2 separate regions of the Mus musculus genome follow, and region 1 is linked to region 2. Evidence: chromatin loops called from intact Hi-C (ENCODE). Cell type or tissue: left cerebral cortex. All regions are shown on one strand. Each heading gives the region's core, and the rest is flanking DNA. Links, peaks and the distances in the headings are about the cores only. Region 1 overlaps Itpr1 (inositol 1,4,5-trisphosphate receptor 1). Region 2 overlaps Itpr1 (inositol 1,4,5-trisphosphate receptor 1).

The links. Peaks named below come from ENCODE experiments on the same cell type or tissue, not always from the same donor. Only the 100,000 strongest peaks of a DNase experiment are listed, where the experiment ranks them.
Region 1: a loop joins it to region 2, with 4 times the contacts of the local background. A loop is called at or near these places in 6 of 42 quality-filtered maps.

Annotation. Positions count from the first base shown.
Region 1 is chr6:108,550,174-108,560,931 of GRCm38, reverse strand. It overlaps Itpr1 (inositol 1,4,5-trisphosphate receptor 1), which reads right to left. Exons shown (of 62, transcript NM_010585.5): 62 at 9,816-10,758. Among named protein-coding and RNA genes, the nearest start is that of Gm44040, 20 kb to the right of the region's middle. In left cerebral cortex, for the core only: a CTCF peak has its summit at 6,363; DNase peaks (open chromatin) are centred at 3,127, 5,770 and 6,330; H3K27ac peaks cover 3,542 bases.
Region 2 is chr6:108,451,251-108,462,008 of GRCm38, reverse strand. The region is part of intron 44 of Itpr1 (inositol 1,4,5-trisphosphate receptor 1); the gene reads right to left. Gm35165 (a long non-coding RNA gene) reads left to right here. Exons shown (of 5, transcript XR_869349.3): 3 at 1,241-1,409; 4 at 7,562-7,652. Among named protein-coding and RNA genes, the nearest start is that of Gm35165, 16 kb to the left of the region's middle. In left cerebral cortex, for the core only: a CTCF peak has its summit at 5,220; DNase peaks (open chromatin) are centred at 4,158, 4,823, 5,515 and 7,681; H3K4me3 peaks cover 538 bases; H3K27ac peaks cover 4,355 bases.

The sequences.
Region 1 (10,758 bases), core at 1,609-9,608, 99 kb before region 2:
ACTCCAGACCTTCGGAAGAGCAGTCGGGTGCTCTTACCTGCTGAGCCATCTCACCAGCCCCATTTGTATTTCTTTGATGGGAAATTGTCTCTGAATGCTTTTGTCTATCCTGAAAGTATGTTTGTTTTTGTTTATCTGCTTTGTAGTTAAATTATTGGAATTCTTTATGCCTTGGAGTATTATTATCCCCTTAGCAGATTATTGGCATGCAGATATTTTCCCCATTCTACAGCTGTGCTCTTGTGCTGTTTCTGATGTGTGAGGTTTGAATTCTGATGCAAACTTGTTCTGCTTTTGTCTCATAGGCTTCTGGTACCATACTGAAGAATGCCCAGTGAAGACAGTCATGAAAGTTTTCTGGTATGCTTTCTTCCAGGATGCATGTACACACACACACACACACACACACACACACACACACACACACACACACACACGTATGCTGGGGATCAAACCCAGGGTCTCACTCACATTGGGGAAGCATGTTATTCTTCGGCTACCCACTCACTATTTAATGTTACCTTCATTTTCCCCACTAAATGATCTGGCATTTATTAGTGCATTGGCCAGGCAAATGTAAAAATCTGTCTTAGGATTCAAGGCCCTTTCTTTCTTTCTTTCTTTCTTTCTTTCTTTCTTTCTTTCTTTCTTTCTTTCTTTCTTTCTTTCTTTCTTTCTTTCTTTCTTTCTTTCCTTCCTTCCTTCCTTCCTTCCTTCCTTCCTTCCTTCTTTCTTTCTTTCTTTCTTTCTTTCTTTCTTTCTTAAAGATTTATTTATTATTATATGTAAGTACAAAGCAGCTGTCTTCAGACACCCAGAAGAGGGTGTCAGATCTCATTATGGATGGTTGTGACCTACCATGTGGTTGCTGGGATTTGAACTCAGGACCTTTGGAAGAGCAGTCAGTGCTCTCAATCACTGAGGCATCTCTCCAGCCCCTCAAGGGCATCTTTTAGACTAGAAACAGCAAGCCTTTGTGTGTTATTCTGATCAGCATAGACCTATCCTGGGGACAGGACAGGGGCTGATGAAGAGCCCATCTGAGACCTTGTAGTGAAAGGTCCTGCTATTGCCAGGAGAGGAAGAGCAGAGTATCTCCATCCCAACAGGAGACTGGAGAGTTCTATTACGTGGGTGTCATCCTATGTACCAGAGCACAAGACAGCAGAACACAGAGTCCCCTTGAGAGTTGTGGTGGCAAATTAAAATTCACAGCTGCATAGGAAAAATAATTGGTAGACCTTCTGGATGGGATGGGTGCACTTTGACTGGAAGGAGCCAGTATGGTCGCCTTTCTTTCTTTCTTTCTTTCTTTCTTTCTTTCTTTCTTTCTTTCTTTCTTTCTTTCTTTCTTTTTTTTTTTTTTATTATTGTTGTTGCTGTTTTATCAGTTTGACCCACGTGTCTTGGAGCTAAACCCTCAAAGTTCTTTCCTTTAGGTTGAGTTTCAAAGGCAATGTCTTATGTAGTTTTTTGTCTGGGTGAATACAGCCTCCAGCTCTTCTTGATGTTAGTGGGTAAGCACAAAATTGTTTTGTTTTTGTTTTTTGTTTTTTTTTTTTGTTTTTTGTTTTTTTTGTTTTTTTTTGGTTTTTCGAGACAGGGTTTCTCTGTATAGCCCTGGGTGTCCTAGAACTCACTTTGTAGACCAGGCTGCCCTCGAACTTAGAAATTCGCCTGCCTCTGCCTCCAGAGTGCTGGGATTAAAAGCATGTACCATCACGCCCAGCTTTTTTTTTTTTTTTTTTTTTTTTTTGGTCTTACTCCTTTTTAAAGTGTTAATCCTCACAAATTAAAAAACAAAAACAAAAAAACTGGAGTTGAAATCTAGTAATACTCTGTGTCTGTCTGTCTGTCTGTCTGTCTCTCACACATACCATATGTGTATATACATATGGATGTGTTCCTAGTTGTCCAATATCAATAAATTTGAAAGGCACGGTCTGATTCTTACTCAGGTATATATAGCTTTCTATGATCATTTCAGTGGCCTGACTTGCTCAGCCTGTTTGGACCACAAGAAATCGTGGCATTCTCAATTGTATTCAAGTCTCTCAGAAGTGGAAAACAGAAGTGGTTTTCTTCTTCTGTCTGAAACATAACTGACCTAGACTCTGCTCAGTCAAATGTGGTAGGCACAATAGTGGTTCCAATAACGATGCCTGCATCCTAATCCTAGAGACCCATGGCTATGCTACCATAGATGGTGAAAGGAGATTTGCAGATGGAGTCTTGGGATGCAGAGATTTCCTGGGTTGTCCAGTTGGGGAACAGGGTCATAATACACGAAAGAGGTAGGCAGAAGAGTCATAGCAATACCCTGTGCCAGATGCTCAACTGTCTATGACTGCCTTTAAATAGGAGCACTCTCCAAATCAACGATGCTTCTAGAAGCTGGTAGAAGCCAGAGAATGGGTTTTCTCTATAGGTCTTCCAGTAGGAGTGTAGGCAACCAGAATTGTGAGATAACGTATTGATATGATGATGAAGACAATGTTAGGGTTCTAGTGCTGTGAAGAGACACCTTGACCAAGGCAACTCTTACTAAAGAAAGCATTTAACTGGAGACTTGTTTATAGTTTCAGGCCACCATAACCATCATGGTGGGGAGCATGGTGCTGGAACAATAGCTTGATCTGTTGTGAAGAGAGAGAGAGAGAGAGAGAGAGAGAGAGAGAGAGAGAGAGAGAGAGAGAGAGAGAGAGAGAAAGAGGCTGCACCTAGCATGGGCTTTTGAAACCTTAAAGGTCACTCTCAGTGACACACTTCCTCCAACAAGACCACACCTCCTAACCCCCTAATCCTCCTTAGTCACTCCCCATGACTAAGCATTCAAATATATGAGCCTATGGGGGCCGTTCTTATTCAAACCACCACAGCATCTTTGCCTCTGTTTTCTTTGGTTACTTGTTACAGCTCCAGAAGGAAATTAGCACAAAATTCATTTGCAAGGTTATTTTTAAAGTAATTACAAAAACTGAAGCAGGACACAGCTTTTCTTCTTTTCTTTTGTTTCTTTCCTCCCTCTCTCTGTCCCTCCCTCCCTGCACTTCATTGCCATGCCTGTAAGACTCTAGCAAGCAGCTTTTTGGTTCTTATTCTTGTCCTCAACTCTGAAGTAGTTAAAAAGTGTGCATACTTAATGTGCTAAAAAAGATAAAAAGTAGGTCAGCCATGGTGGTGCACTCTGGGAATCTCAGCTTTAGGGAGATTGAGAAGGGAAAATTCCAAGCGTGGAGCCTGCATAGGCTACACAGTAAGAACCTCTCCCAAAGGCAAATATACAGACAAAACATGTGTGTCAACCCCAACATCAGTGGTGCTTCTCAGCAGCGGAGGCACGGGCTGCTAACATTCCAGGCACCATTAGATGCGTGCATCACAGTTTACGTACCATTAACTAGTTGGTGGACATTGTTTGGTATTGGGATATATTTATAATTTGTGTAGAGGGTTTTTTTTAATTTTAATTTTAATTTTTTTCTTGAGATGGAGCCCAGGCTGGGCTGAAACTTGTTAAGTATGTTGCCGAAGATGACCTTGAACTTTTGATCATCCTCTTGACTCCATCTCCATAGTTCTGAGATTATGGTTGCATGGCAGCATGCAAGGCTAGGGGTCTTAGAGTCTCCATTACTATCATAAATCCCCATGACCAAAAGCATCCTGTGGAGGAAAGGATTTATTTCAGGCTTAAGAGTTCCACATTACAGTCCATCATCAAAGGGAAGCAAGGCAGGAACTTAAGTCAGGAATTGCAGTCGGGAGAGCATGGAGCGTTGCTGCTTACTGGCTTGCTCCTCACGCCGTGTGAGGCTTGCTTTCTTACAGCACCTAGGACCACCAGCGCAGGAGCGGCAACACCACAGTGAGGAAGGCTCTCCCACATCCATCACCAACCAAGAAGATGCTCTACACACTTGCCTCTAGGTGTTCTGAGGGAAATGTTTTCTCCGTTATGATTCCTTCTTCCCAGATGACCTTAGCTTGTGTCAAGTTGACATAAAACTAGCCAGCATACTATGCAAATAATCTGCCCACAGTACTATATCCCCAGACTTGCATATAGGTTTTTGTGTAGATATGTTTTTTTTTTTCTTAGTTATATTGTTGGAAGTGGGATTTTGGGATAATAAGGTGTGCTTACACTTTAGAATCTGCTACATGTTTTCAAATGGTTATATCATCTTCCTACTAACAATTGTAAGAAGTCCAGTTTAAATAGTAGGAGAAAGGCACAGAATAAAAAGCCAGTTCCATTTCACCACCTGGTCTGTTTGTTCTTATTAGATTTCTGGGATTAGCAGAAACTCTGAAACATGTTTGGTTTTATCCAGCTGGGGGTTAAATTTGACTCAGTCATTTACATATAGTTCATAAATAAATGAGACAATTCTTTATACTACCCCAAATGGCCAAAATTTTCTTATGCTACCAAAGGTGTGCTCTGTCTAAGAACTGACTCAATGAGCAAGTGGAGTGTTCCCTTTAAGGGTTCCTGGATGAGGAGTGGTATGGCAGGGAGCATTGGAGGTACAGCTGGGTCTGAATTCTCACATTCCTGGATGCTAAGCTAAGTCACAACACGGTTTTGTCTCTTCTCAAGAAAGAAGAGCAGGGCTTTGCTTGTGTAGAGGGATCAGCTTAGTTTATGGTTTTGAGCTCTGAGGTGAGAGGCATTCTGAGTAGTGAGTGGTTATCTGGTAGCAGCTGCTGGATTGTTAGTTTAGTAGGATGCTTCTCTTTTGGGGTGACTGGCATATTCTTTCTTTCAGGAAGTCTTCCTCCTTGAACTTGACTGCAGAACTCTAAAGTAGATGAAGGGAAGACTTCCCCACATGCATGGGGCTTCTTCACTCGGGAGGAACTGTGCTCCATCCTGATGATAAGGAAACAAACTAGTATCACCCTTAGTTCTTAAAAAACCCTTTCAATTTCGAGTTGGGGACATAGTTTGGGTTGGCGGAGCCATTGCCTTCTAAGCATGGGAATCTGACTGAGTTTAACCCCAGCTGCTTCTATTAAAAAAAAAAAAAAGAAAGAAAGAAAGAAAAGAAAAAGCCAGGTGTGTACTCTCAGCACTGGACAGCCAGAGACAGGAAGCTCCCTAGAGCTTACAGGATAAGTAGCCTAGCCTACTTGTAGACCAGAGAGAGAGACCGTATGTAAAAAATTAAAATATCGGATGACATCCAAGGACAGAGGATATCCTCTGTTCTCCACATACACACATGAGCATGTGCACCTGTGTGGTGTGTATTCACACACACACAACAGCTACAACAACAAAAATCCCCAGATGGGTAGGTAAGGGAGGTGGAAGGTCAGGATCTGAGCTGGGGTGTGCCTAGCTCACTGTCTATGGTTGATGAAGGCGGGTGGTTGCCTTTGACTATCAGGCTCAGAGTTCCGCTCAGTTAAATCCAGGTCATCTTTTCCACGTGGATGTCTTCTTTGAAGAAGCTGAAAGGTGGGGGTTTTCTTTGTTTTGCTGTTGTCGAACAAGATGGTGGGCAAATATAAATGGCTGAGAACTCGTTATTTGAGTGGCCAGGAAGGAAGGGAGGGAACTCTCATTCTGTTGTCACAGGTTTCCTGTTCGTTGTTCTCTTCCCCTAGTATGGTGCCATTTTTCACACTGCCCTGTGTCACTGACACTGAAGGAAGGAGCACCATAGCCACATCACGGGTGGAGTAAGAGGGAGATGGGACAGGAAACAGAATAGGAATCGGATTTAGGGTCTAGAGTGGGAAGGTTCACTGAGGGAGTGTAAGCAAATTTCTTAGGCTCCTTGAAACTGTTAAGGGAAGTTCTGGGTCTCCACAGTTACATGCAATATGGCACAGACTTTACATTTAAATGTTAAGTGAAAGACAGTGAAACTGTGGATGAGTCAGATGCAAGAGGAACTGTTTCATTAGCAGGGTTGGGAGGTTCATAAGCTAAGGAAATCCATGATCCCAGACGTTAAATAGCTTCAGATATTTAAAAAAAAAACACCTCAGATTTTAAATTCACCAGTGATCACAAATATAAGAGCGATTATCCGGAAGTTGGGAACTGTGTGACTAAGTTTTTTTTTTTTTTTTAATGAATTATTCAGTTCAAACTGATAGTTACAACATAGTTAAAATAAAAATGACTGGATGTGACCCAAACATGTCATGTGAAGACATAAAGATTTAAGATCCACAGCAACAACAGCAGAGCGATTTAGTAGGAACAGAAAGTAGCTTGGTTGTGCAATAGTTAGCTGAGATTGTGGGTAGGTGTGAGAAGAAAATGTCAGGCACAAGGAATGGGCAATATGGATGGAGCATACCAAGCAGGCCCCTGGTGTCCGCATAGCATCTCTGCGCTCATTACCACCTGTGGGAGGAAGTGGAAAGAGCGCTCTACTCTTAGAATGGGGAGAATTAAAAATTGAAATGACTAACTCTCTCAGAGTCAAAACATGTAGGTGGTTGAGCTAGCACAAAGATTCTCATTGTCAAGGGCCCTGTCTTTTTATTCTACCCTGTGGCCTGTGGAGGCCAGACAATCCTTTAGCCTCTGAACCAATGGTTCTCAACCTGTGGGTTATGACCTCTTTGGGGGGTTGAACAACCTTTTCTCAGGGGTCACCTGAGACCTTATGATTCACAACAGCAACAAAATTACAGTTATGAAGTAGCAATGAAAGTAAATTTATGGTTGGGGTCACCACACCATGGGGAATGGTATTAATGGGTGGAAGCACCAGGAAGGTTGAGAACCACTACCAGCCTTGTGTGTCCCAGGTATCTTACCCAGTGACAACACCAAATCTTCCAGACAGCTTCCACAGAAGGCTTCTGGAGAGACTTCTGAGATCCTGTAAGTGACATATATGTTAAAAAGGCATGAAGTGCCTTCAAGCTATTCAGCAGTGAGGACCTTACATTCCTGGATTGTGCACTTGTGTGTACTGTATTGTATTGTTCCATTGAAATGGGCCCGGCCTCTCTCTCTCTCTCTCTCTCTCTCTCTCTCTCTCTCTCTCTCTCTCTCTCTCTCTCTCTCTCTCTCTCTCTCTCTCTCTCTCTCTCTCTGAGGTGATCACAAAAGTGCTGGCGAATTCTTTCCACCAGTGGTTCCTGCACACAACACGCACTCATGTTGTGGGACTCTTTTTGTTGTTGTTCAGAATTCACCTTAGGGGTTTTCTCAAACTCTGCCTTCTTGCTCTCTGGTGGTTTTTAGCTTTCTTTTTTCTTTCCAGGCTGGGTAGATGATGCAGTTTCACTTCTAGGTGTTAGGATTCTCTTCCACACTGGCTTGTCACGACCTTAAAAGGATTTTAGGTTGCCTGCTTGCTATTTTTTCCTCAAGTCATACCTCCAGTAATGTAGAGACTCGTAAAAGAATTCAGAAGTCCAGCATTAAGGCAGTCCATCCTATAGTGTGAGCTGTGACATATACAATCCACTGTTGTTTTCTAAATTGTCCATGTTGGTAGGTTTGGTGTGTTGAGCTGGTTGTTTCTGAATTGGTGTTGGGATGCTATACTTGACTTCTATTGCTAAGGGTGGAAAGGTATTTGTTATGATCCTAATTGTCTTAATTATAATTGCCGTCATAGCTCTCTCCTGTCAGGTAATTGAGGTCTGATAGTCATTCTTAGCTAAAGCCACCCACAAAAACCACACACAGTGCGTTTTACTCAAAACAGTACTTTAACCACCACTTTGTGATGCAAAATCAGTGGAATTTTGGGTACTTTCTGTAAAATCGAAATCTTTATGGGGGTTTTCCAACATCCCAGTTGATTGTTAACAAGTGATCAGTGAACTAGAGTTAAGTGGATTTGGCTAAACACTTGACTTCTGGGACAGCAATGAGTACAGTCATTGGAAGGGAGCTCCCTTGATTGAGTTGAGATTGGCTCACCTTTTGAAAGATGTGGCTAAGTAAAAGGTATTGTACAAGATCTCTCGGTGTGGAAGGCAGATCTGTTAGGAGTGTACCTGTTGCTTATCTCTGCCACAGGGTTTTCAGTCTTGATACAGTATTCACACTTAGTGCTTTCTAGCTTATAGAGTCTCTTATGAAAGAGGTTTGAAAAAGAATGACTGATCGGTGGGTAGAATTTCCTATGCAGGGACAGAGTGAGAAGGAGATGACTACTAAAGTAGGCTAGCCCTGTGCTGAAAGGCAGGCAGCACCTGACTTGGGAAGAGCTAGCTCTGTCTTGCAGAAGTCAGGAGGTGTCTGTTTATGTTGGAGCCAGCACTCAGGAAGTTACTCTCCCTGTTGAAGGCTCCAGGGCTCATCTTTTAAGGCTCATTACTGTTCTTTGGTTTGGTGGACTGAGCATGTAGTCCTTTAAGGAGGACAAAAAAACCAACCCTCCAACCCACCAACCAAAAACCAACCCACCAACAAACCAAACCCACCAACCTACCAAAAACCAACCCACCAAAAACCAACCCACCAACAAATCCCATCCACCAATCCACCAACAAACCAAACCCCCAAACAAAACTTGATCTGCTATGGTGGCAAACATTTAAGCAACTAAAGCCACAAAGGCTTTCTTCTTGCACATGGACACTGCATTGTCATACCTAATGCTTAGCCTGGAAATGCTACTTCCTCATGGGGGATGGTGGAGGGTAATTTTGAAGGTGACCTGGATCTCAACCCTTGAAACAGAGGTGTAGGAAAAGGTGGTGTGTGGAGGAGGCAGTGGAATCAAGGCCCTCTCAGAGGCCCTGAGAGAGTTACCTGCAGATTCTGTTTTAGCTACACTGTACCAGCTTTGGTGTTGACGCCCACATTCCCAAGGTAGGACCTGCAGCGAGTAAGGCGGAGTGACATTCCAGTTTCAATTATTTTCTGCTGAAGCTGGCAAACTGAATGAAGATTTATATCTTTGGTGACAGGATTCAAATGAGACACGACAAACCTGTAAAAGCTGCCACCTAAACATGTCAATGCAGAAGTTTCCAGTGAACCAGCTAGGACGTGGGGAGACACAACGTACACTGCCAGCCATGCCGTGCTGGAGAGCTTGAGAGATCAAAGACGAAGCCCAGGGCAAAGAGCAGGTCCTTGCTGGCCGCACAGTATTATGGGATTGAGTACAGGAGCCATGTTGGTTTTAGACAAAAAGCCACGTGTCTCTCGTAGGCTTACCTTATGGTGGAAAATTTTAAACTGACTGGAAAATTGACTTACGTTACCCAATTTATGTAGTAAAGTGTAAGTTATGAAACTACCCATTGAGATGGAATTTAATCCTGACCCAGTTCTCTGAGCTGGGTGAGAATTAGTCCCATTTACCAAAGCACAGTCAATAGGCGTCAAAAGAGCAGCCGGAGCCAGCCATGCTTCAGGAAGGACCACATTTTCTCTATTTGGATGGAAGAATGAGCCTAGTACAAGACAAACATCATAAATGCTCTGTGATAGGAGCCTGATCACCGGGGAGTGGGACCAACAAATCCAATGATTAGTGATCCTTCCTTTCATGGGGAAAATGCCAAGTTAAAGGTGCCCACACTAAACAGAGCATTCTGGACCGTGTCATGCCAAGTGCCTTTGACATCCTGGTGCCACTCAGTCACTGAGGAGAATTCTGTATGAAGTTCCCTCTGTTATTTGTTTGACTGATTTCTCTTGAGATATAAACAATTGTTTATTTTCTAAAATCAGGTTAGCATTTCCTGATTTAATCTGGCAACCAAATGAGTTTTTAGCTATAGTTTTACTCAGTCCCAATGGGGAGAAAAGTCTAACACTGGAATCGTTCTCAAGCCACAAGGAAATGACAAATGAAAGCCACCAGCCAGTCACTGCATAGGATTCTGCATCGTTTATTAAATATTTTTAGGTATGCATTTACAAACTTGACTTGCTTCGGAACTCTGCATACGGTTCAGTTTTTAAACTTTTGTGCAGAGACGGTCTAGTAAAGCGAGACCCAGGTACAAAACAAGGCGACAGAGAGAAAACACTTCCTGTGATACTTTGCACCCATCCAGAAAAGAAATCATGTGACAAAGAAATAAAACCCAAACGTGGCTCTTTCAGAAGAACGCCATTGTCAGTGTTCAGCTACGTACCCTAGGGGCAGCTATGCATCCTAAGGGGACAGCTCCTACTTTGTCGTATATGAATGTATATATGTATATACGCATAATAACTTCTTACCTACTGCATCATGGTTCAGAGGAAGAAAATCTAGAAACCATCAGCTAACTCATTTGACTATAACGTGACATCAAAATTCACCCGGGAGATGACACTGACTGGTCAGCAATATGCTGTTATTCCAAACGTCATGTAAAAAGTTCCCTTTAAAAAATTAATTCATCAACTCCTTTCAAGCTAAAGTGTGAGCCTCTAACATGGCTCTCTTAAAGAAACACTTTAAATGATTAATTTTGAAGCTTAAAATTATCCTTGAAACTAAAGTTGCTTTTCTCAAAATGAATGCTGTTTGAATGGTTCACAGACCTGGAGTTATCACTAGGATACAGGGGCACTAATGCCATTAGCAACGAGAAACAGCATCACCATAGGATAATTACAAGGTACAAAATTGCCCAGGGGCCAGAAACTCGCTATTAATATAATTTTGGCAGCAGCAGCAGCATTTGATATTTAACCATTTATTACACGAGTATCAACAAATCAGCTTCAAAGATGTGTACTCCCTTAGGACACTCAGGAGTTACAAAGTTATGGTGATTGCATAATTTGTATTGCACAGTTTTATAAAAAACATAAATACT
Region 2 (10,758 bases), core at 1,604-9,603:
TGCTTTTCAAAGTAAAATAATTCATCTTTTAGCAAGCAGCCAAGTCCACTCTGTTCTAAAACGCATGCTTTCTCTGAGGCAGGAAGCTGAACTGTGTTCTCCTTCATCTGTCTTTCAATGCCCACAGGAGCTGGCACTTGCTGGGAACTTGTGCCCCATCTATACAGCATAGCATGCAGATCACCATGCAGATCAGAATAGGAATAGTTTCATACATATTCATCAATAACATCTCAGCCAACAAAATATACTTAAAAAAAATTAGGCTGGGCAGACCTAGTAGCACACACTGGAATCCTGCAATCTCAGTACTCGGTAGACTGAAGCAGGAAAAACCTCCCCACAAAATTAAGAGATCACCCGGGGCTACATAGTGAGAACGTTTCTCTGAATAAATAACAAGGCGCCTTCCAAAGTACCTGACTGTATAAGTATCCCGGCAGCAATCACTCTCCACTAAGACTTAAGATCACTCAAAAGGATTTCAGAGACAGGAGACATTGGAGAACCCCGTGCCTCTGGCTGAATCTTTCTCGAGACTTAACTACTGGAACTTGTTACAGAGCCTAAAGGGCAGTATCTTTGGGGAACGCACTTGTGTGGTTTCTGGCCAAAGACATGGAGAGAAAAAAAGTAAACCCTCCAGGAAAACACAAACCACGACGATGAGCGCTGGATAGAAAACGAGGCACACTCCATAAAGACAACAAGGCAACGCGGGCGAAGAGCTGCATCATGAGTTAGTAGCCTCTCTGCCCACCTCCCACCTGCGTAAGAAAGTATGCTGGTTTGTCTCTGAATGAGTCTGAGCCTTGTTTTAAAGTCAGTAACGTGAGACTATGCCGGGGCCTAGCAAACACAGAAGTGGATGATCACAGTCAGCTATTGGATGGGTCATACGGCCCCCAATGGAGGAGCTAGAGAAATTACCCAAGGAGCTAATGGGAACTGCAACCCTATAGGTGGAACAACAATATGAACTAACCAGTACCCCGGAGCTCTTGTCTCTAGCTGCATATGTATCAAAAGATGGCCTAGTTGGCCATCACTGCAATGAGAGGCTCATTGGACTTGCAAACTTTATATGCCCCAGTACAGGGGAACGCCAGGGCCAAAAAGGGGGAGTGGGTGGGTAGGGGATTGGGGGACCTTTGGGATAGCATTGAAAATGTAAACGAGGAAAATACCTAATTAAAAAAAAAGTCAGTAACAGTGCCTTTCTCATTACTGTAAATCTCAGATCTGTGGAAGACTTCTGTTCGAAGGATTTAAAGGCTCACAGTCTCAACTCATGGCTATCTTCTCAAACAGAGAAGGATTTAAAGGCTCACAGTCTCAACTCATGGCTATCTTCTCAAACAGAGAAGGCAATGACCAACAAACCGGATATGGCCCCGGGGCTGCAGGAGGTATGTATGCGTCAGCCAGTCCAGAAACACCTTCCGGGGTCCTGACGCAATGGGTCCCTTTTGGCAGTTTGGGTGAAATTCTGAAGTCTTGCCTTGGCATGCCCACAGATTCACTGTGGGATCTGCAGTGGGGGGTTCATGGAGGTCTCCTCCTCGGACCTCCAACATGCACCGTGACACTGCAAAGCGCTTGGAAGAAAACAGCAATGTGTTCTCAACTGAGTGTGTTACAAGAGACCTGTAGGTCCTATCACTTAAGAGATGAAGGTGTGAGCTACTCAGTGAAACCTGGGCAAAGAAAGGAAGGAGGTGGGGGTTGTGGGGGGGAGAGATAAGCCACATGCTAGGACATTAATTGTTTTACCCAAGCAAATGCGCCCCCGCATCTCCCAACTCTTCACACCCATTTTGCGATGAGCTTCACCAGGTATCATCCTGAGGCCACAAAGGTATCCCACAGTGAAACCTGTAGAAGGCTAAAGGGAGCAAAGGGCCAAAGGTGGGCAGGATGAAATGACACAGCCCTTATTCATGCAAGCGCATCTCAACAGAAAGCAATGCAGTCTACATCAGCTCCAGGGGCCTGGGTAAGGGGTCTTCACCCTGGAAAGAGGAAGGCCACGGTCGAGGCCCTGGCCATGGCTCGCTACTCTTTCCTACGTTGACGGGTGTGATGATCTGAGCTATTACAAAAGAGGCATGAAGAAGAAGAAGTCAGTCTGTAGAACAGACCCTCGCGGTCATGCATCTGTTCTGTGTACTTGCGGGGACCATTCATTAACTTAGACCAGCTTCCTGACTCAGAGCTCCGAGCTTCTCAGGGACCTTGCCTTGGAATTTAGAGCAGGACCAAGAATAATCCTTTGTTCACACATTTTCTGTGTCTGTGTGGAGCCCTGGGACTGAGAAGGAGCTCGCTAACCTATCCTTAGGGAGGCAGGCCGTGTGTGTGTGTGGGGGGGGGGGGCGGGGGGAATCTGGGAACTGGATGCCTTTGGGCAGGTCCCTCGCTAAACCCCTGCTGTAGTCGCCTCATCTTCAGGAGGAAAAAGGAGGATTAAGAACTATCTGAGAGGTTTATTGAGAGGAAGTAGGAAATACGTGTGACAACCCCTGCTTCCATGCTATCCCCTCCCACCCATCCCTGCTTTCAACACACTTGACTGGGACAAGTCCACTAGACCATAAAACCCAAAGAAAAATAATCACCCTCTCTCATGCCAAAGACAAAGCAATGTCGAGCTGATGGGAAACCCGCAGTCCCTTGCAGTCATCCCTGGACCACCGCTCCAGCTCCTCTCACCCTCAGACACAGACCTGTGAGACCATCACATCCCCCAACCCAGCCCGCCCATTCACTATGTTGGTGAATGTCCCTGTGGCTTGGGAAGCATCTGACAGTGACATGTACAGATCACCAATCCGACGGAGGTGGTCAGGTTGAAATTACACGGTCCTCATCTTCGGTAGCTCAACCTATTCCATCCCTGGCAGCAGTAGTACGCATCCAGGCAGGTCACTGACCTGAGCCAACTTGGTGCCCTTTAGAAGTACAGAGTAAGGACTGGCAGAGAGCACGAGGATCAGAGGATCACCTAATCCAGCCTCCCACCTGGTGACAGGCGTAGTACCAAAGCTGAGCAGTCACCTCATGCTGCTGCCCGCCCTGCACTCCGTTGCTGCCACACTGGCCTCCTCAGCCATGCCAACACACCCCGCTCCGGGGCCAGGATACCCTTGCTCTTAACCCCATTCCATCTGGAAGGTCTCAGCATCCATGTCTCCTCCGCGAGTGCCCTTCCCATCCTCAAGGAGCAATTCCTTGCTTCCGGTCTCACTCTCCCAGTTTTGCTCAGGTTCCCTAGCCGGCTCACCCACTGGATGGCATACCATTGAAGTCCCTGCCCCAACCCGCACAAGCATTTTGTCCAGTGCCTAGTATTTATTGTCTTAATGAATAAATAACAACCCTAAGGGAGGCACAGTTCCAAAAACCTTAATTCTGGGAATGTGAAAGCTCAAAGTCCCGCTAAATGGGGAAGTGTCCCACCTTGGGGGCGGCTGAAGGGAGGTGTGGAGCTGGCACTTAGCAGGCTTTTGCTTCTAACTCTGGGACAGGTTCAGCCTGGCTGGGGATCTTTAATCTGCCCAGTTAACTGTTAACCAATAGGGCCTCAGAGACACAGCTGCCTGCATCATTAACTTGGGAGCAGGAAGGGCCATCCTTTGTGGGCCCTCCACCTTAGAAGCTGGCTGTCTCCCCAGGCTCCACAGCTACAAACTCCAGGCTCGACAGTCTGTGGGGTCATGTTGCAAGAACATTAATAAAGCCACATTTCTCAAACACCAGCTGCTGAGGGTGACTCCACCACACCTTCCTTCAATTACAGTCCCTCCCCCCCCCCCCACACACACATTTTAAAGTCTTGGATTTTTGGAACAGTTGCGGAAGAATACACATGGCTTACAGAACCACAGGCTTGAGTGTCTGAACCACGCTGATGAAGCAAGCTCAAAATGCAAGCGTAGGGTACTGGTAAAACGCGGAGGGCTACTTTTCCAAGGGATCTTAGTGGACCTTGAGAAATCTAAGTGTGGGCAGGCTCTGAAGTGGCAAGTGGCGCTAAGATATAGAGCGGCGGTCAGCTGTGAACACCAAGAACGTTCTCAGAACTGAGGGCTCCAGATTTGTGTCTGAGGTGACTGAATTGCTTCATATTCAGGATCAAGCTGCTGCCTAGCCCAGTAAAAACCACTGTAGGTAGGGCTTGCCCAGCACAAGCGCAGCAGTAGAGCACTTGCCCTGGGTTCTACATCCAACACCAGGGAGAAAGAGAAAAAAGTCTCAACCACGAAGTTCACTCTCTTGGAAGGTTTCCAAAGGGAAAGTCCCTCAAGTTACTCAGAGGGAAAAAAAAATTACCTACTCAGTCTGGAATCTGGGATGTTTTATGCAGATGTCTGCCGCTCTAGTTAATGAAGGGAAGTCAGCCGGCCTTTGATTATTCAAACAGCTACCTCCAGTAAGGATTGCACAACTCGTAAGCAATGAAGGGGTGGGCTTGACTTTTTAAATTTTTTTTTAACTTTAAAAATCTTAAGCCTGTTTTGCTGGAACTGTCCCCCCCCCCACCCCCACCCCCAACCCACCCCCACCCCCCCCCGCTGGAGTTTTTCATCTCAACTTATTCTTTTGTACTTGTTAAAAGCTTCCGCTCTGCTGAGAGTGTGGACACAAAGTCAGCACAGAAACCTGGGTGGCTTCCCTCAGAAGCCGAGGTGCAGGGAGCAGGGAGCTCTCCCTGGCAGCCACAGGGCTCTCAGCCCTTCCTTCCTTCCTTGCTATGTATCAGAGTCAGGGAGGGAGGGTGTGTGTGTGTGTGTACACGAGCTCTCACACACATGCACTGTTCTCGAGACAGATGGAGGATCAAACCCAGTTTCACCCGTGCCAAGTACACACTGTCCCACTTAGCTAATTCCCTAGCACATGACTTTTTCTATTTTTTTTAAAATGTGTGTTAATCCAACCTGTAACTTTCAGGTAACAGGGGTCATCATTGTGGGACAAACTTCCCTTGTTTTCCTTTTATAAAGTGTGACTCTATTTCATAATAATATGGCTAGAGGGGACAGATGTCATTCAGTTTAGGGCAAGAGCAGAGACCAGGATGTAGGGAAACACAAACAACCGCTCTCCTCCGGGGCAAACTGCTGTGCTAGGAGCAACGGAATCCACCTGGTTCCGGAGCAATCTAGCAGGAGACAGAAAGCTTCCATCCCGCCACAGGGAGGCTAAGCCCGGGCAATGGAGGGAGTGGTTACGAAAAATCACGGGAAAATAGACAGGGGAGGGTGGGAAAGGAGCACCTTAGGAAAAACTCTTCTGAGGCCCTGGGGCTACACAATGGGGGTGTTTGTGGAAGGGAGGGAAAATATTCCTGTTTCCTGAGGCAGCTCCAAGAAATCACGAGTGGGCGTGAGAAACAAGGAAGCGCATGGATTAAAAAGAAAGAAAAGAAAAGAAGGGGGTGGGGAGTCAGGGAAGGAGAGAGCAGGATCCTTGAGAAACAGGGGAATTAAAAAACACCATGGCAACAATGCGGCCCACCTACTACCCCTGGCCGCCCACCCACAGCCTGATTCTTTACTGACGCATTTTGAGAACAAGCTGGTTCCTACCAGCTCAGGAAGGTGAGCAAACCCAGAGCTCATTAAATCCCAGCTCTGCGACTCTTGCCTGCCTGCAGATAGTGAGCAAGGAGGACATAAATAGAAGTTATGTAACAGCGCTTTGTTGATTCCTGTGCTCACCAAAAACATGCGGCATGACCTGGTTTTTCTTTAAAGTTCGCCTTGGCCTGCAGGTTGCCGACTCTAAGGCAGTGAGGAACCATCTTAATGTTTAAACAGCAGGATACAGACTTCCGAGTTAAAAGGAACTCAGGCCAAAGCTAGGAATCCTTGGGGCAAGTTATCTCTGGATATTTAAAAAAAACAAACAAACAAACAAACAAAAAAAAAACCAAGAATAACAACAACAACAAAAAACCAACAAACAACACAATAGTAACAAAAACGGGTGAAAAATCTTGAGATTTCCTCTTAGGACCTTTCCTGATGAAAACTGAAAAACTTGAGGGTAAACGCCCACAGCAGAGCCTCAGGAGAGTGGCTCCTGTGGGTTTTACAGGGAGATGACAGAATGAACAAAGAAATAGAATAGAAAAGAAAGCAAGCATGAGTGCCCCTCGGTATGGTGGAGGAGGAGGTTTATTGTAGATAAAAAGGAGAGAGAGCCCAGAGTTAGAGTATGCAGGCACATCTGGGAGAGTCCAGAGTAGATGTGACTAGACGGAGAGGCACTATTTGAGGAAGGGGGGAGGGGGAAGAGAGGAGATCCATGTGCATCATCCACAAGACCCAAACAGACACCAAGAGCAGGCAACCAAAAAGGCCCAGCCCCTGGACTGGAGAAATTTAAGCTAGGGGGTGGGGTGTGCCAGCCAAGAGGGCCCTGTAACAGGTAAGGATTGAGGGACAGGACAGGCCCGCTTTGACATGTTACATAGCCACCCCAACCATTCGTCCCAGGTTTGAAACCCAACATCTAGTAGCAGAGATCAAGATTTCCAGCTAAGGGCTGGGTTCTAACTACCTTTCAGACACAGGCAGCTGTCTCTCTTTTCCTTAACAGGCAGGACAGTAAGAATCCAGGAGGCTACAAAGGCCTCCCACAAACAAGATGACACCAACAAGCTTTGCTCTGCCAAACCAACAGGCCCTAAAGCCTGGCCTGTTTTGGCCAGGCCCTCCAGTGGCTGAGTCCTGCCTGGGCTCAGTCATAGTCTCTCCTAGGCTTCCTTCTAAGGAGCTGTGCTTACAGGATGCGCCCCTGAGCCAGAAGACTTCTTACTTAACCTGTTGATGCTGTCAGACTGTTTCAAACACTGTTACCATGGAAACTTCCCTAGTGGATTGTTCTTCAAGACAACAGTACAGGTGCTGGTCCCAGGAAGCTTTTCTTGAATCTTAGGATGTACGGTGTAGACTACGGAGACTTTTAAACCCATAATGTAAGGGTTTCAACTCAAATGTTTTCAAAGATCAGACCGGTAGGCATCAGTCAAATGAAGGGTAGGATGTGATGTCCCTAGAGCACAAAGATGGGCCACTTTAGTGCTCCAAGTCTAGGTAAGTTCAGCATTTTGGGCAAGCAAAATCACTCCGGTGGGCTATAATCAGCTCAGCGGCTCTCATTGTACTGTGGGATTTCCTTCCTTATCAGAAGTCAGAGGTAGTCAAAACCTGAGCACTTAGATCAGGCAGGAGGCTGGGGATCAAATGAAAGCAATTAAAGATATCTTTGTCACAATATTAAAAAGGTTCAGATGACTCATATAACGACTAGGACACGAGATGGTGGTTGTTTGTTTTTCGTTTAAAAAGATCAAAGATCAGCAACAAGGATTCATGGTGATTAATCACAAACCCCTCACCTAACCCTAACCGGGGAGGAAAGCAGCACAAGATTCAAGGCAGTGGTAGAAAACGCCTCTGGACAGCCTCTGGTTTGGCTGTGACACTGACTGCAGGGAGTCTTTCTATAAGCCCATTAGCTCCATGCCTTCCCCTGTTCTCCATCCCTGCAGGGAAGCAGCTATTCTCCTGTCTACAGTACAGAGAGTGGGGAACTGGCAGAAACCAACACATCTTCATGTGCCGACGCAGCAACGTTGCCAGGTAACAAATGTAGAAATGTACTCAGAAAACTGTATGTGACAATATGCAACCTCCGCTCTGCAGCTGATAACCAAGAGAGTGTTAAAACACTATGTTCTCTTAACACTTCGGCTTTAGTGTGAAAATAAAATTAAATGGGATACTTCCTCTTGTAAATACAAGGCAGGCATACATCTCACACACACATGCCAAACTGGGAACAGTAGAAGGGGGTTTGTGACACCCCTCACTGGTCTATCCCAGCAATCCCGCTCCACGAGGAGTCCAGAAAACCCCGAGAAATGTAGCGACTGAACACGAGCCTTTTTACGGTGGATATATTCGCCTCTGGCCAGACAGAGCTACGCATGATGAGAAAACAAATGCAAACTGAAGAAAAGCTTATACAACAATATGAAACTGAATGTGCTTCCCTGTGCGGGTTCATGAGTCAACCTTTAAAACTGATTGCCTATGCCAAAGCAGCAAGTGCTTGCTGCTCAGATCAATCAAGAACTATGGCCTTCTCTCACCTCCAAAGATAAAGCAGACACTACTAACAAGGCCATGGTCAGGGTGAACAGTTGACTGACGAACTTCCTGCCTGTGTGACCCAAAGACTGTGTCATATGGAATGTAGGTGAAAGAGTGGGGAGGGAGAAAGACTTGCATTCAAACCTTGGTCCTGACAGCTGGAGACTGAGTGATACTGGATTTACTGGACAGGTGGAGCCTTGGGTTCCTCGTCCGTAACTGAGGGCATCTCATATAACCCAACTGCTTTCCATGCCACAGTTTCACAGGAAAGTCTTCCTGTCACTAATTTTCATTGACCTGGGAACCTGAAACTTGCTGGAGGTGAAACCTGTAACGTGTACAAGTTTTATTTGGCAAGCGAGCAATGCCCAGGCTGAAGGGAAAAGCCTTTCATGGCTTCTTCTTATGTCATATATGACCATGTTTACTGACAAAACAAAACAAAACTAACCACTCAAGCTATCTTCTGAGGTACTAGAATGCCAGAGCATCCTCCAGTGAGAAGGCTCACATGCCATTTGTCTCACCAAAAGATGCAAGGTCCCTAAAGGGGGAATGGACCCATGTCAATGTTAGGAAAGTTGATGGAAGAGTCTCAGAGAAACCAAAACTAAGACGTGTCAGGAAACAACATCTATGCAACCACCAGCTTGCTCTGGCATTCTAAGTGCATTCAACTCTGGGATCCCGTTTCCTCTTCGGCAAATAAAGGGGCCACAGTAGCACCTTTTACATAGGACTGCCACAAAGTGAAAATTAGCTCAGGCAGAAAGAACACCACGTTGAGTTTCTGGCTTCTGGTACTCCTTATTTATTATTAGTTATTATTAGGTTGTTATTAAGAAGTTATTATTAAGAAGAAAAAAAAATGAAAAACTTAGCCCTAAGATATTTCTCCATTGCTTTTGTACATTTATTTCTCTTGGGCTCAGATGAACCTGTTTTGTTCTGTAAGGGACAAGCCCACTTTCCATTTGCCTGGAAGGCTTCCCAAGCCCTGTCTGAAATTGCTTCTATTCTGAAAACTTTCATCCATCCCCTGAGGCAGAGGCAGGGAGAGCTCCACCTCTGGTCACAGTGCCTTAAGGAATGATCCCACCTCGACTGGAGTTGGGTGAAGACCCAAGGGGACCAAGGCCAAATCTTCTTGCCCCACCCAGTGCTCCAAAAACGCTTCTGCATATGCTAGCAGAAGAGGCATGCTCAGTCTGAATGTGATGAGTCAGTGCCCATGATCCCACTCTGTGGGTCATTCCTAGGAACTCAGCGAGACCATATGTGGAAGGTACTCAGCTCAGCTGACACATACACAGTTAGACATTCTTGCCTAACCCAGTTTACTTGCATGCAGGTACAGGGATGGACAATATGTGGGAAGGAGAGGGCAGAAACCTAGGCAGTGCCCCATTTTACAGGGCATCCAAAGACATCACCAGAGTGTCAATCGAGTCTGTTCTCTAAGGGAGACTTTGAAGACAGGGGACAAGATGACCAGGCTTCTCTTAGGAAGTGTCACTGACAATAATGCTAAGAAAGACATGGTAGCTATGGAAGGGCTGTCCTGCTGCTGTATGGGGAAAGCATCCAACTCTGGCATCATGCCGTCAAGGCAGGTAGGGTGCACAGCAAGGTGTCCGAGAGGATGAGCTCCAAAGATGAGAACTTGTTTCTCTGTCCCATTCCAACCCGTGCTAGGCTGCTCTATACATATTATTGACTAGCAATTCCCTGGCTGAATGGAAGTTGTAACTGAATCCTGGCCGAAAACTACTGGGAGATCAAACAGGCACAGAATTGATTTGTGACCAACAGTAACAAAGAAAAACAATTAACAACTTTATGGGTGCCAGTGAAGGTGGCTGGGGGCTTGGAGGTGGTGACTCATGTGTGACTCTTGGCATACAAATGGCATGGAAGAGAAGAGACTAGATGGCAGCCTGACTGGGGTCATGTTAACTTAAGAGTTAAGTAAGATAAAGATGCTCTAAAGAGATTTGAACAGAGATCTAGAAACTGGTAAAGAGGTGGGGCCAAGAGCTACATCTTTGGGAGCTGTTGGCATAAGTGCTGGCTGGATGCCTTGGGAATGAATGAGATCATGCAGGAAGTATGTGGGAGGAGGAGACAGATGGGAAACAAGGTCCCAACAGTTCAGGTATCTTAAAGGTAACTATGTGCCTTTAGGAATCCCTGTCGTTTCCTCCGGGAGAACTTCTGTGAGAAGCACAGAAATAGCAGACCACAAGGCCACAAGGAAGTGACTAACCTTAAGAATGGGATGCCCTTAGGTTGAATGGTCAGAGAAGGCCCACAGATCACAAGTCTGGAAGCTAAGGTATCTAGACTCTAAGCCACATGGACACTTCCCTGAGGATGACTGTTTTGCCATGCCTTCTGGATCTAGGATAAAAGGCAGCTAGCAGAGGTAGAGAATTATAATAAAGAGAAAGGGGATATTATCTGAAGGAAGGAAATAGCGTTCTAAAAATAAACCCAACCCAACCCCAGAAGATAGGCTGGATGGAGGGAAGAATGAATGGATGGACAGACACATAGACAGAGAAGATACTCATTACCCTGAATTTGCCTA